Regions from separate parts of the Mus musculus genome. Here region 1 is linked to region 2. Evidence: chromatin contacts called from ENCODE Hi-C or POLR2A ChIA-PET data. All regions are on one chromosome and are shown on one strand. The core of a region is the stretch at or near the end of the contact, and the rest is flanking DNA. Distances in the headings are between cores, read along the strand shown.

Region 1 (6,317 bases), core at 2,726-5,225, 1.5 Mb after region 2:
TACTTTACAGTTTATATTCCACTGTGAACGGTGTCTCGTGCTTCATTTAGTTCAGTCTGCAGCACACAGTGGCTCACAAATGAGTTCCTGTCTTAACGTCTGTGGGACATAGTCGTGGACATAACTAACCGAAATAGAATAGCAGTAATACGGTTTAGAATGATAAATAAACCAGTTGTGTACATGTGGACAGTATTTTAAAAGAGGATAAGCCAATGTAATTGAGGAAAATGCGTAATAAATTAAAAAAAAAGAGAGGATAAGCCTGTGCTTCTAGCACGTGGTTATCGTAGGGGATCGAAGCATAGATAAGAGACAGTTAGGAAATCAGGGAACCATCTACTAACAAGAGACAGTTGGCCTTTAAGAATGATGCAGAACGCTGAGCTCTTGGGGAAGGAGGGAGGGAGCAAAATGTCTCCCTTCAGAACAGGAACCAGGAGCAGTCCTCAGCAGCAGAGCCTTCCATTGCTGTATAACCTGTGGTGTGGTGTGTGTGGTGTGGTATGTGTGTGTGTGGTGTGCAGCGTCAGGCCATAGACACACATTGTAGAGCAGGTCCGTGGGTGTGCTGCTGTGTGAGGTTAACCTGAAGGCCCACTGCCTCAATTCTGTCTGACTCCAAAGCCATCTGAGAGACGTTTGGAAACACCTCTCAGCTCAGTCCTGGCTCAGTGGCCGGTAATAAGGTGAGATTTTCACTTTTCTAAGCCTTCTCCAATGTGGCAGGGAGCCATGCCCTTGAGTGTTGGGGGACCACTGGAGAAGAGTGGATAAGGCATGCCTGCAGCTGTGTGGGCATTGCTGGTTCCCTCTGTGGGGAAGGAGGTGGCCTGAGGGTGGCTCTCTGGGCTGAGGGGCTGGGCCCACCATCATCTGTAACCACAGCTGCCAGACTGTGAGGCCATTTCCGCTTTTGAGGAGGGGAAGCTGGAATAGTTTTTCTCAGCCTGGAGGAAGTATAGTGAGCGGCAGGAAGGTTTCTGAAATGTATGTTTTTAACAGACTGCTCTAAGCAAGGGAATTTCCCCCAAACAAAGCCTTGGGGAAATCCCCACCCGGAGGGAGGGAGCTGCCAGGCAGGGAAAGGGCACTGTGCATTAGCAAGTCTGTGGGTGACAGCCTAGCCCTTCCCAGCTGTGCCACCTCCTGGCCCAGCCCTGAACACTAGCTGAAAGGCTGGGTTCTTCTCACCTTGCTCCACATCCGCCTCAGACAGTGGGGGGTCAGGGGTGTTTTTCTCAGTTACACAAGAGAAAGCAAAGGCTCAGAGATCATGGCTTTCCCAAGGTGGCCTCTCTGGGACTCTGCAGTTCAGTGCTTTTAAGCCCTGTCACTTTGCCACAATAAGCCAGCCAGAAAGAGACTGGTTTGTTTGGAGAAGAAAGCCGCAGCGGACGTGGGGGGTGGGGGTGGGGCAGGGTGGGGGAGGGGACAGGACACTTGTTTTTCAGAGAATAGCCAGGAAGGGGGTACAAAGCATGGCTCCGGTACTGATGCAGTGTGAGGTCATTTCTTGTTGTCAAACTCACCTTTAGAATCAGATGCTCCCTCAGAACTGTGACGTCTGAGTTCAGAGAAGATGGTCTGCTGATTTCAGTGTTCCTAACCGTCCTGCTAGCCTAGGCATTGGCCCATTCTCCATAGGTAGCACACGGCCCTCTGCACCCATTCCTGGGGTCGGTCCTGGTCCTGGCTGGCTGGCTGGAGTTTCACTTCTAGAGGCCATTGTGAAAGGAACAGGGGAATTGAACATGCAGCTGTTGCCCAAAGGGTGGTGGCTTACCATGGTGGTCCAACCCGGAGCGTGCTGAACCCACTGTGTTGTGTATCTGAAACTGGTGGGCTCTTGAAAAGTGTTCTTCCAGCATTGTCTCTAGCTGACCTCAGCACACAGATCTGACAGAGGGTAAGGGTAGGGACTCTCTTAGCTTACTCAAGGCCCTGAGTTCAATCCCCACCTGTTCAAAATACTGAAAAGAGAAAATAAGGGGAGTCCTTCCTGATTTTGGCTAAAGCTTTTAGTTAGCAAGTACTTAGGAATATAATTCGTCTGCTCTTGTAGTGGATGGGATCTTAGAGTCTGGGATCTTAAAGTGACTTTGGTTTTGAGCAGCCCCCTCTCCATGTGTACAGGATTATTTTGCTGAGAGAGGGAGAATTAGTCTTCCCCAGGGATGAGCTCTGAAATGATTATACAATACCAGGCTGACAGCCCTGTGGTCAGTGCACAGGAACAACACTAAACAGACTCAGCAGGTTGTATTTATATATTTATTCGTGTGTTTGTGTGTGTGTGTGTGTGTGTGTGTGTGTGTGTGTGTGTAATAATAATTAAAGAAGGCCATGCGTTTGAGAGGAAGTTGGGGCCTGGGAAGGATTAAAGGGCGTGGGAAGTGATGTAACTATGTTTTTAATTAACAAAAAAGAATGTCACAAAGAGAAAAGGTGTCTTTTCCATACTTGGAATTGTCAACCAAAGAAACCCTATAGGTAGCTGGGCCCTTGTGCGTTGGCGGTGGGGTAATAAAATGCTGTGTCCACCTTGAAAACAATATGGAAACTCCCAAAATCTTACAACAGAACGAGCAACATCACCACTATCCTGATCGAGTTCAGAACCCAAAGAACCGAAAGCGGGGCTTCTAAGATGTGGTGAGCACACTCGTGCAGATGGCTGAGAGGTGGGAGCACCTGGTGTGCTCAGCACATGGAAGGGGGAACAGAGAGGGCGGCACACGCAGCCTCAAGGCAGAGGGAACTCTGACTTGGGCAGCATGGAAGGACCATGAGCATACTGTGCCCAGTGAAACACTTGTCACAGCAAGGCTGAGACTACATGGTCTGGACACCAACCGTCTGAAATGCTTACAGAAACAGGAAATAGAGACGTGGTTGGCAAGGAGTAGGCAGGGGAGAGAAGAAGGAAAGGAAGTTAGTGTTTGTTCAGGGTTTCGGTTTTGCAAGATAAAAGAGTTCTGAAGGTCCAAGCCCAGCTGTGGAGCAAACCTAATACTACTCAACTGTGCTTTAAAAAGGACTTCCGCTGGGGTTTTAAAAAATTAGAATAAAAAGAAAAAATTACACGTTTGGCTGTTTATGGAGATATATACACATAATCCCAGCTTTGGAGAGAAAGGGTGAGATAGAAGGAGGGAGCCTGGGCTACATAGTGAGACTGTCTCAAAACAACCAATTCGCTTTTTACATATATACTTATTTCTCTTGGGTTTGTGGAAGTACATTTTGAGAAGTTATATTAGTTCTTTATTACTCAAAATCACTGTAGGTTAACAAGTTGCTTTTATTAAACTCCCATGGATAGCAGAGGAAATTGGAGTCTTTTGCAGCTGGTAGGAAGTGGCTGCAGAGGACTGGGCCTCATGGAAGAGGTACCACCCCCCCACCCCCCACCCCCACCCCACCCCCGCGCCACCCCCACCCCACCCCATCCCCGCGCCACCCCAGAGACGGGAGTAGGCTTTGGTATCCATCAGGCACAAACCAGAGCTTTCAGTTGCTCTTTCCCCATTAGCAGCGTTCAGCTCAGATGAAAATCGTTTACTGCAAGTGTCTGGCACCACCGAAGCAGAATGAAGTCAGCCAAGGAGGCCTTAGATACTGCGGGGGGGGGGGGGGGGGGGAGACAGAGTGGAGGGGGGGGACAGAGTGGAGGGGGGGAGACAGAGTGGAGGGGGGGGAGACAGAGTGGAGGGGGGGAGACAGAGTGGGGGGGGAGACAGAGTGGAGGGGAGACAGAGTGGAGCTTTTGTAAAACCCCAAGACCAGGATTCTGAATTTCTGTGGAAGCAGCGCAGCATAGGGCACGGCTGGGGAGTGAGATGCGGGATTTTCTAGCCATAATCTGAGGTGGGTGCCGGGATTTGCGCTAAGGAGACCTGGTGTCCATCCTGGCCTGGCCTGGCCTGGCATGGTGTTACGTGGTTATGTAACTCCTTCGAATCTTGCTTCCCTGCTGGCAGTTCCTGTCCTCTTTGCAAAGCACTGAGTGTGTTCTCTGCAGCAGGTGTTTACGTGGGGTGCTGAGCATGCAGGAACAAAGCATCCATCTCTCACCCCTGGGACGGGGAACTGGGAGTCCTTAGGTTTGGGGGGAACTTAAAATCGTAGATAGCTTTAAGGTCACAGAAGGCAAAGAATGGAGACAGGCTTGGGAGGCCGTTAGACCTCGCTGGGAGAGGCAAAGCCTGCAAGGAACAGGGGCCTAGCAGTTACTGCCACTCCCAGAACAGCCTGTTACCAGCCCGTGTTTCCTGTATTGCACACAGATTTTCTGTCTTGTTACCTGTAATTGGCATTACAGAGATGGCCAGTGCTGCCCTGAAATGGAGGGAGACGAATATTCTATTGAGGTCCCCACTTCACAGCACCCAGTAAAAGAATAGTCTGCACTTATATACGTTTTTTTTAAAAAAATCATTTTATTTGTTATTTAAGCATGTTCATCTGGAGGTCAGGGGACAGCTAGTGGGAATCGGTTCTCTGTTTCTGCCATGTGAGACCTGGGGATAGAATGCAAGTCCTCAGGCCTGACTGTGGACGTCTTTACCACTGAGCCGTCTTGCTAGCCCCCACTTTCCTTTTAGAATGCATTTAGTTATTTAGATTGATTGATTGAGACAGGGTCTCTACACATAGCCCATGTGTGATTGCCCTTGAACTTACTGCAATTCTCTTGCCTCTTTCTGAAGATGTGGCTTTTAAATGGAATGGTCGAGAAGCATGAGTCTTGTCTGAGGAAGGGTGTCATGTAGGAGCAGCAGGACACCATCAGAACCAGGGTGAGGTGGCGTGTAGAGGATCTCGGGGCTTTGGCTCTCCCCTGAGGCTGATGAGCAGTGATGCAGTTTGAATTAGGAGTGATGTAATAGCTGCCTAGGTACATACAAACCATAGGTATTGGGTGGGGTGAGGCAGGAAGGACAACAAGGAGTAGCTGAGTGGACCTGTTAGGGGGGCCCAGGCTTAAGTGTTGAGAGATAGGTGGGAACTGGCTGGGTTCTTATCCTCTTTGGAAGAGAAAGTATAGTTCAGGTCGGCCTTGAAACGCCAGGGAGGAAGAATAACCTTGAGTATAGGAAACATGAAAACCTGTTCCTATTACAGTTGGCAGGGCGAACTTGAAAGGGGTCAGGTGCCTTTGCCCAGGCTTCTTTAGCCAGAAAGTGAAGCCAGTACAGCAACCTGGGAATTAATGACATACACTCACGCCTGTCTTGCAGCTTGCACTTGGCACCTGTGTCGTGATCGATGCAGGAAGGTTGGTGTGGTCCTCATGTCATCTTTATGCTAGCTGTCTTTATGCCAGCCATTTCTTCAGGCTGCAAGTCTTCTGCCCCTAGCCACGCCCACCCCAGTTAGCCGGTGGGGCGCTGAGTCAGTGTACCTGGGCTAATGGAAGCCACTCAGCAAGAGCTCACTGTGGTATTGAATCTGTCCCATGTCCCACCTCGTTCTTGTAAGCATTTACAGCACCAGCTCAGGTCACTTGTCATTTGTCCTTGTCACTTTGCAACCCCATCCCGTGAGGTCTGGCACTTTCCCAGTGAATTCTTTATATTTCACTAATGTAAATTATGGATTGTAGATAACTACTGTCTTTTTAAAAAAAAAGGCTGCTTTTCCCAGCAATGGGCAGATCAGGTGGCAGGGTCCTCACTAGGCCAACATTGTTCAGTGGTTCTTTGAGGGAAAAGTGTCATTTTCAGGGTTTTGCTCTCAGAGGCCCCAATGCTTTTCTTTTCTTTCAATCTGGCTCAGCCATAGCTGAAATGTGATAAGGAGAAATGCCAGTGGTACTGGGCAGTGCCAGGTCGCTGCTGGCCGACATCCAAAGATTCCTGCAGCTCTGGGTCCCAGCCAGACCCAGGGTCTGTCTAGTCTCTACTCCCCCACGATCATTAGAACCTTTTAGCTGTAAACCCAGGCAGGCCACCAGGCCTCACTCAGGCTGCTGTTTCCCCTACAAGCCTCCCCCAGTTCACAAAGGCTTTTATCTTTAGTGCTTTTCCTGGTGCCTGAGACAGCCAACTTATGCATACAGAATATCTCTTATTTCCTGAAGACTTCCTCCGTCAACATCCCGTACACATACCCTGGGAATGTGTCATAGACCATGTACGTAATAAGTAGCCTTCAGTTCTGCACCTGCAAGGCCTGTGACCACAGAAGGGGCATGGAAGCTACGATTTAAAGGAAGAGACGGTACCGTAATTCTCAGACTGCTGAGGCCTAGCTTCCTCAAGACCTCACATCCTCCAGCCCTGCATCCCTGAAAAGTGGGGGAGGGGAAGCTT
Region 2 (6,521 bases), core at 2,212-4,711:
GTTCTGATGCAATGATAGGTGGAATCAAACTGGTGAATCAAATAGAACATAAACTGATGACATTGTTCAAGCCTAATGAAGTGAACACAATCCCTGGGTCCCTTAGTTGAAAGAGGGCTAGCTCTTCAAAGTTTTCCTCTGACCTCTAAACATAGACTGGTGTGTGTGTGTGTGTGTGTGTGTGTGTGTACATACAGAACAATAATAAAATTTAAAATTAAATATAGTATTATTGGCTGAGATCCTGAAGTAACAAACATAAAAAAATACTCACCTATCCTACTAAAATAAATGGCTTCCCTCTCCTGAGTGTAAAGAGCCCAATATGATCAATTTGCCACCATCTTGCTGGTTGCTATTTTCAAGTGTTACCTCCCCACTTTATATTACGTAGAATCTTGGCAATGGTCTCTGCTGGTGGCAGTTTGCAGTTGTTAGATTAACATCGGTGAGTAAGAGATCACGAAGTAGGTCCATGTGTGGCTATCCTCTTCATAGCTATGCCATCTCTGTTCCTGAATCTGCTGTGCCAGTGTAAGGATAGTTGATGGTAAAGCTGATTTACAGACCATTGAAATGTTCAGCAGTAAAGGGTCCTGCTGCCAAGTCTGATGGCCTGAGGTTGATACCCAGTATCCACATCGTGAAAGGGAAAAACTGATTACTACAAGCTGTCCTCTGACCTTCACAGTTGTGCGAAGACATCTACCTGCCTGCACATTTGCAAGTGCTCATACAAAGATGGGGGTTGGGAAGGAGGGAAGAGAGTCAATAATTTGAGAGGCAATCTGGGGAACATGGGAGGAGCTAGAGGGCAGAAAGAGGAGGGGCACAAATAATGTAGATACAATACTTATGCATGAAATTCTTAAAAACTTCAATTACAAAGAGGTAGAGCTGGCATTTAAGAGATTTTAACACAGATTTAAGCATAAGGTTAATGAAGAAGTGCTGGAACAGATGGAAGTGTCCTGCCAAGCACATGGGTGTCTGCTTCTCAAGAGAGAACGTGTTATTATCTTTGTCAGATGGGGCTCTGAGTCTGGGGGCACCTGCCCAAATTCCACATTACTGTTTCCTAGAACAAAATAACACAGAATGAAGAAACATGATAGAAATAGAGGTTCTATTACAGAGGAGAAAGGCTCTCCTCAGAAAGGGAGGGATCTAGAGAGGTGGGACAGGGCTGGTCCTCTAACACCCTCAGTTCTCAACAGCATGACCCTCATAGGTTATGTAAACAGCTTCACCCTTCTCCCACACTCAGAAGGCCATCCCAAAGGCTTTTCTCCAGCACGCTCCATTTTGTTTCCTGCAGCTTCTGGGAGGGATTTCCAGGCCTTTTGCTAACTGGCTTCTTTCATGTTAATCATAATGCTTTTTTTCTTGTTTTAATCCCCACCATATTTTGAATTTGTTATAGTTGTATATAATGGATGTCGGTGGCTTCTGAAGTTGCATCTCCAAGGGCTCCTAAGGAAGATTAAATGGGGCTACAGTGGATAGAATTACAGCTGAGAGGTAAAAAACAAGATCTAGATCACAAGGATGTGTGGGGAAGGTGGATGTTTTCAATGTTTACAGAGGTTAATATTTCACTGCGAATGAAATCTGCCTGCATCTACATTTGCTTGTACACACACACACACACACACACACACACACACACACACACATAGTCTGCATGCATCTACATTTGCATGTGCTGTCTCTCCCTCTCTCTCTCTCTCTCTCTCTCTCTCTCTCTCTCACACACACACACACACACACACACACACACACACACACACAGTCTGTCTCACCAGAGAGACAGAGAGAGACAAAAGAGAGACCAGACAGAGACACACAGAAAGATTATCATTTAAGAATCCTACAAAACATCTGGGATAGAAGTAAGGTGGTGTTCTAAGGACAGATACACTCAGACCTTATAGTTCATTGGTATTCTAACCTTCTTACTAGAAAATATTTCCATAAAAAAGGAATACTGTCTCTCTGTAGGCAACCTTCAGCACAAACATTAATTGTACTCTATTTGCAGCTGCAAAACGCTTCAGAAAGACTCTGTGGTAAGGGACTCCTTTCTTCCCTATGTTCCCATAATTTTCCATTTCTATCCTCCCTCAAGTCTACCAAATTTCCATATTTTTGGTGTTGCTCTTCCATTGGCTGATAGTGAGAGTCTAGTCAGTTCTCAGTTATTGTAGTAAGACCATATAGCCCTGTTATGAAGAGTTCATAATATGTGAGATCAGGTAACAATAGATACTTAATCTCTTAGATGCAGAGTAATACATTTACCTGCATTGTGAATTTTCTGTTTTGAGTATGTAGTATTATAACTAGAGGAGTAGTTGTAGCTGAGGCTGTCTCAATGAACTTTTACAACAACTGAAGATGTTAAGTCTGCAAGAAGAATAGATGGTGTCTGACCTCAATTTTGAAAGATGAGAGACCGATGAATATTTTGGGAAATGTTAGGAAAAAAAAAAAAAAAACCAGAGCCAGAGTCATTAAACTGGTAAAAACAGATTTTACCCAGGGACTAGTACAACAGAAAGAAACATTAGGGTATAAAATAGGGCTCAATTTCTATATTGCAATAATTTCTAAGTAAAATCTGTTTTTAACCTCTTCCTCCTGTTTTTTCTTTGAGAAAGGAAATGGTGATTCTGAACATTTGAGATCAAGGCAAAAGAATGAACAAACCCTGAGAGGCCTACAGCAATTTAAGGTATATATATATATATTTAAAAATGTAATCCACCGAAAGTACTCAAGAGAAACAAGAATTCTCTATAGGGGGGAAGCACGTTGTAGTTACTATGTGCTGACAGAAAGGTTTTTGGACCGCATCTGCTTAGTGGTAAACAGAAAACAAAGGGGATTTGTATTTACCGCTGGGACCTGAAAAGGGAAAGGTGAGTCTAAACAAGATAGCTTGAATGTTGGGGTGCCAAGTGTAGACTTTGGTCTCTAGTGCCAAATGGGAGAGCCTAGGGCGGTAGGGGACTTTACAACTGATAAGCTTCTTCTGATAGACGCACAAAGCACAAAGCACAAAGCGGCCGCTCCCTTCCGGACCTCAGTTGTACCCGCTTAACACAAGAAAAGTTCTGGGCAGAGAGAGAGCTTTCAGCAGCCTTGCCTCTGCCCTCCTGACCTAGGCGTCCTGGCCTTCCTCGGACCGGGCAGAGACACGTGTCCTGAAGACCAGCGGCCTGGGATGGGCGGAGCGGGAGGAAGGCCACGCTCTGCTGCCATCCTGGGACGCCTTCGCCTTCCGGTCCTCGCGGGAGCCACTACGGCGCCCCTGCGCTGCGCCAGCAGCCCGGTCTACAACCAAACCCGAGCGGGAACCTGAGCAGACAGAGGGCGCGCGCTGCGCGGGGCGCTCCGGTGTCACGTGACGCGACCCGCCCACGTGACCGGCGGCCCGGGCGCTTGTGCTCGCTCCCGGTTTTGGGGGGGAGGAGCCGGCTACGGCTAAGGCGGCGGCGGCGCAGCGGAGTCAGGGCCTGGCCGGGCGGCCTGACAGGTAGAGCGCTGCAGGGCGGCGGTGCGGGCGAGCGAGCAGGCGAGCCGGACAGGGCCTTGTTCGGCCGCTGGCTGCTGAGTCCGCGCCCTCCCGAGGGCCGTGCGCACCAGGCGCGTTCGCGACTCCCCGGCGACGCGCACCCCGCACCGGGCACCCGCGGATTCCGTCTTGCGGGCGCTTCCCCCAGGTGTGCGGCGAGCCGAGTACGTGGCGTTGCCCGCGGCCTGCCTCTGAGGAGCTGCGCTGTCCGCCCTGCGGGGGAGGAACCCGGAGCACGCAGGTTAGCGGTGGGAGGCTGACTGCTGCAGAGCGCCGAAGCCGAGGGTTGCAGTTTTATAAGACAATACAGCTTGCTTTTAGAAACATTCATAGTCTCCCTCGCCTCTGCCCCGTTACTGCTACGAGGATTAAAGCTCGTGGTGGGCAAAACAATCGGAGTTTCTGAGACTGGCGTGCGCTGTAGCGGGCGTAGCATCAAAAGCAAGAAATGCTGGCAGGCATGAGATGATGCTTACGGGACCCTTACGGGAGTTTAGAGTGTCTTTTAAATTTTGACTTCAATTTAAATCACAACAGGATTTAGGTTCTCTTCTTCTGTGGCCTGGGTTTTACTCCATTGTGTGAATACCAGTACTTCGGGGCGGGTTTTTTTTTTTTTTTTTCCTTTCCCCCTCTTTGTGCCTATTGAAGAGGAAGTGATGCGTTAATCTTTGAAGTGTTTCTTCTGTGATTTTTAAGTCTTATGATCCGAAGTGTTAAGTTCTACGAATCTCAGAACATATACAGGAAACCAAAGCTATGAAGCTCGTAGCTTAAATTTTGTGTTCTAAGGTTTTAAACTGAGTGCCTGTGTGTACCAGAAAGTGAGAAGTCTGGGGTCTTTATCCGAGAGTCATGCAATTGAATTGCTCTTTCTGCATTTGGTACTTAAAAGGAAGCATATGAAACAAAGGTTGGGCCTTCATGCGTTTACAGGCCTGACAAGACATTGAAATACATTTTCTTTCTTAACTAGGATCTATAGTTAAAAAATTTTAAGACAGTACATTACCTTATATGTATCCAGAGATGTGATAAAAACTGCTGGACTTTAACTAGAATAGATTTCCTAACATGTCAGTTAATTAATCTACTATGTAATTTGGCTCACAATATAGACGAAAAATTTCAAGTTTTCAAGTATATCTAGGCCACAATATACGGTTTATAAGAAGTCTACAGATCGAGTTCCAGGACCATCAGAGCTACACAGAGAAATCCTGTCTTGATAACAAGCAAAACATTTACAAGCTAAGAGTGAAGAAAAATTTAGAAAATATAAATAAATATAAAGAAGAATGTACATAATCTGTAATTTTACACCTAGAGAAAACATCTTATATTTTAGAGTGTGAGTTCTATATACTTTGGAAATTTGAGGAGTTCCAGAGTTTCCACAGTAAGATTTCAGATTGTAAGAAAAAGCCACTAGCAAAAGTTTGGGCACTGAAGCTACCAAAATCTGCTTGATTCTAGAATTTAGATACTGAATATCAGTTCAAATAACTAGGCTACTGTTGTATTCTGGGAGTAGTAGATAGACTTTATCACACTCACGTACTGGAGTTCATTTGAGAAGGTCTTTTCTGAAACCTCTGAAGATGTTAGGAAAGTCTGTAGTTTGTGAACATGAACACTTCATGTGTCCAACTGTTAGCTGGGATAACTTTTTGATACACGAGAAAAAGTTGTGGGGACAGAGAGTCCCAATAATGAACCCTGAGCACAAACTTCTTGTCAACTTGACTAGTGGCATGCTTTGGTGACACATTTTTAAATCTTATATCACAGAGAAATATACTAAATTAAAGTGAAGACTGTGTAACTGACTAAATATAAAACTTACTTCCTTCTATGTCTTTGGTTATTACTGATGAGGTTATGTTACTGATATTAACACTTGGTGATATTATTTGAATTACGAAGGTGCCATGTTCTCCCTGTGTGGTTTGTCCTTTGATGAAGTTAGCATCATGCTTATAGTTTAAATCCTTGGTTTTCAAAAGATGTTAGATCTTCCATAAGCACATATGAGAGAAGGAATCTTAAGCAAAATGTCATTTCTAATGTGTTTGTCACTTTAGAAATGGACAAACAAAAGGTTAGCTTTCCTACGAGTACTCTGGGCAGCTTCCTGTTCCACTTCAGACCAGAGCTTTAAAAACAACAGAAAGAAAGACCTCTTTCCTGGGGGAGAGAATTCTGAGATCAGAATGTACCTCTAGACTGTAGAATCTAGACAATGGTGTTTAACTTCTGGGCTCTGTCTTACCTTTTTTGTTTTGTTTTGTTTTGTTTTGTTTGTTTCTTTGTTTTTAGGACAAGGTCTCACTATGTAGCCTTGGCTGGCCTAGAACTGGCCATGTAGGCCGTACTAGCCTTGAACTCATACAGGTCCTCCTGCCTCTGTCTCCTTGGTGCTGGAATTAAAGAGAAGTATCTTTTGTCATAGTCCATATCACAGGATTTGTTTTCTCCTGCTAATCCTATAGACACTTGGGTGGTTTGTTTCTCAACCAGAGCACATGATTTCAGTATCAGCTCTTATAACAATGAAATGTCAGATACTCCGTTGTAAAATTGCCAGAAACGTACAGACAGTGATATAAAAGCAGCCCCTTGGGTGACAGGGCTGAAGAAATGCTCCCAGGGGCCATTACTGTAGGTTGTATTTCAAGTCAAATAATTTCTGGCTCTCAAGGAAGGACAGCTATAGCACCTTCCATTCTCCTCTTAAACGATGACTTCGACATGTCAGGGTTGGGAAATTCTAGGACAGCAAGTAGTCATGGTGTCTGCACATGAAGCTGTGAGGCTGATATTCAGTGACCTCTGTACCGGTGGCCTTAGCTGTGTCTGATGAAGACAGCATGCAGTGTTTATAGACTTAAGTCTTGTCCCAGTTCAGGGCATGCTATCTTTTTCCAGTTCTGTAAGTTGTGGT

The links. Hi-C counts contacts between places; a loop is a spot of excess contacts on that map. ChIA-PET counts read pairs that join two places held with the same protein, here RNA polymerase II (POLR2A).
Region 1: a loop to region 2 is called in a map of T-helper 17 cell, with 8 times the contacts of the local background. The contact joins the enhancer-like site here to the promoter of Rcbtb1 in region 2. A Hi-C loop is called at or near these places in 1 of 37 maps with a recorded cell type or tissue (T-helper 17 cell). POLR2A ChIA-PET finds 5 or more read pairs at or near these places in 1 of 5 experiments (Patski).

The regions. Positions count from the first base shown.
Region 1 is chr14:60,735,810-60,742,126 of GRCm38, forward strand. All of the region lies in intron 4 of Spata13 (spermatogenesis associated 13), which reads left to right. Among named protein-coding and RNA genes, the nearest start is that of Gm34997, 29 kb to the right of the region's middle. Within about 2 kb of position 3,976, at least 2 of the 3 ENCODE cell types and tissues checked have a DNase peak (open chromatin) inside an H3K27ac peak, as active enhancers do.
Region 2 is chr14:59,197,767-59,204,287 of GRCm38, forward strand. Rcbtb1 (regulator of chromosome condensation (RCC1) and BTB (POZ) domain containing protein 1) reads left to right here and starts at 3,462. Exons shown (of 12, transcript NM_027764.2): 1 at 3,462-3,818.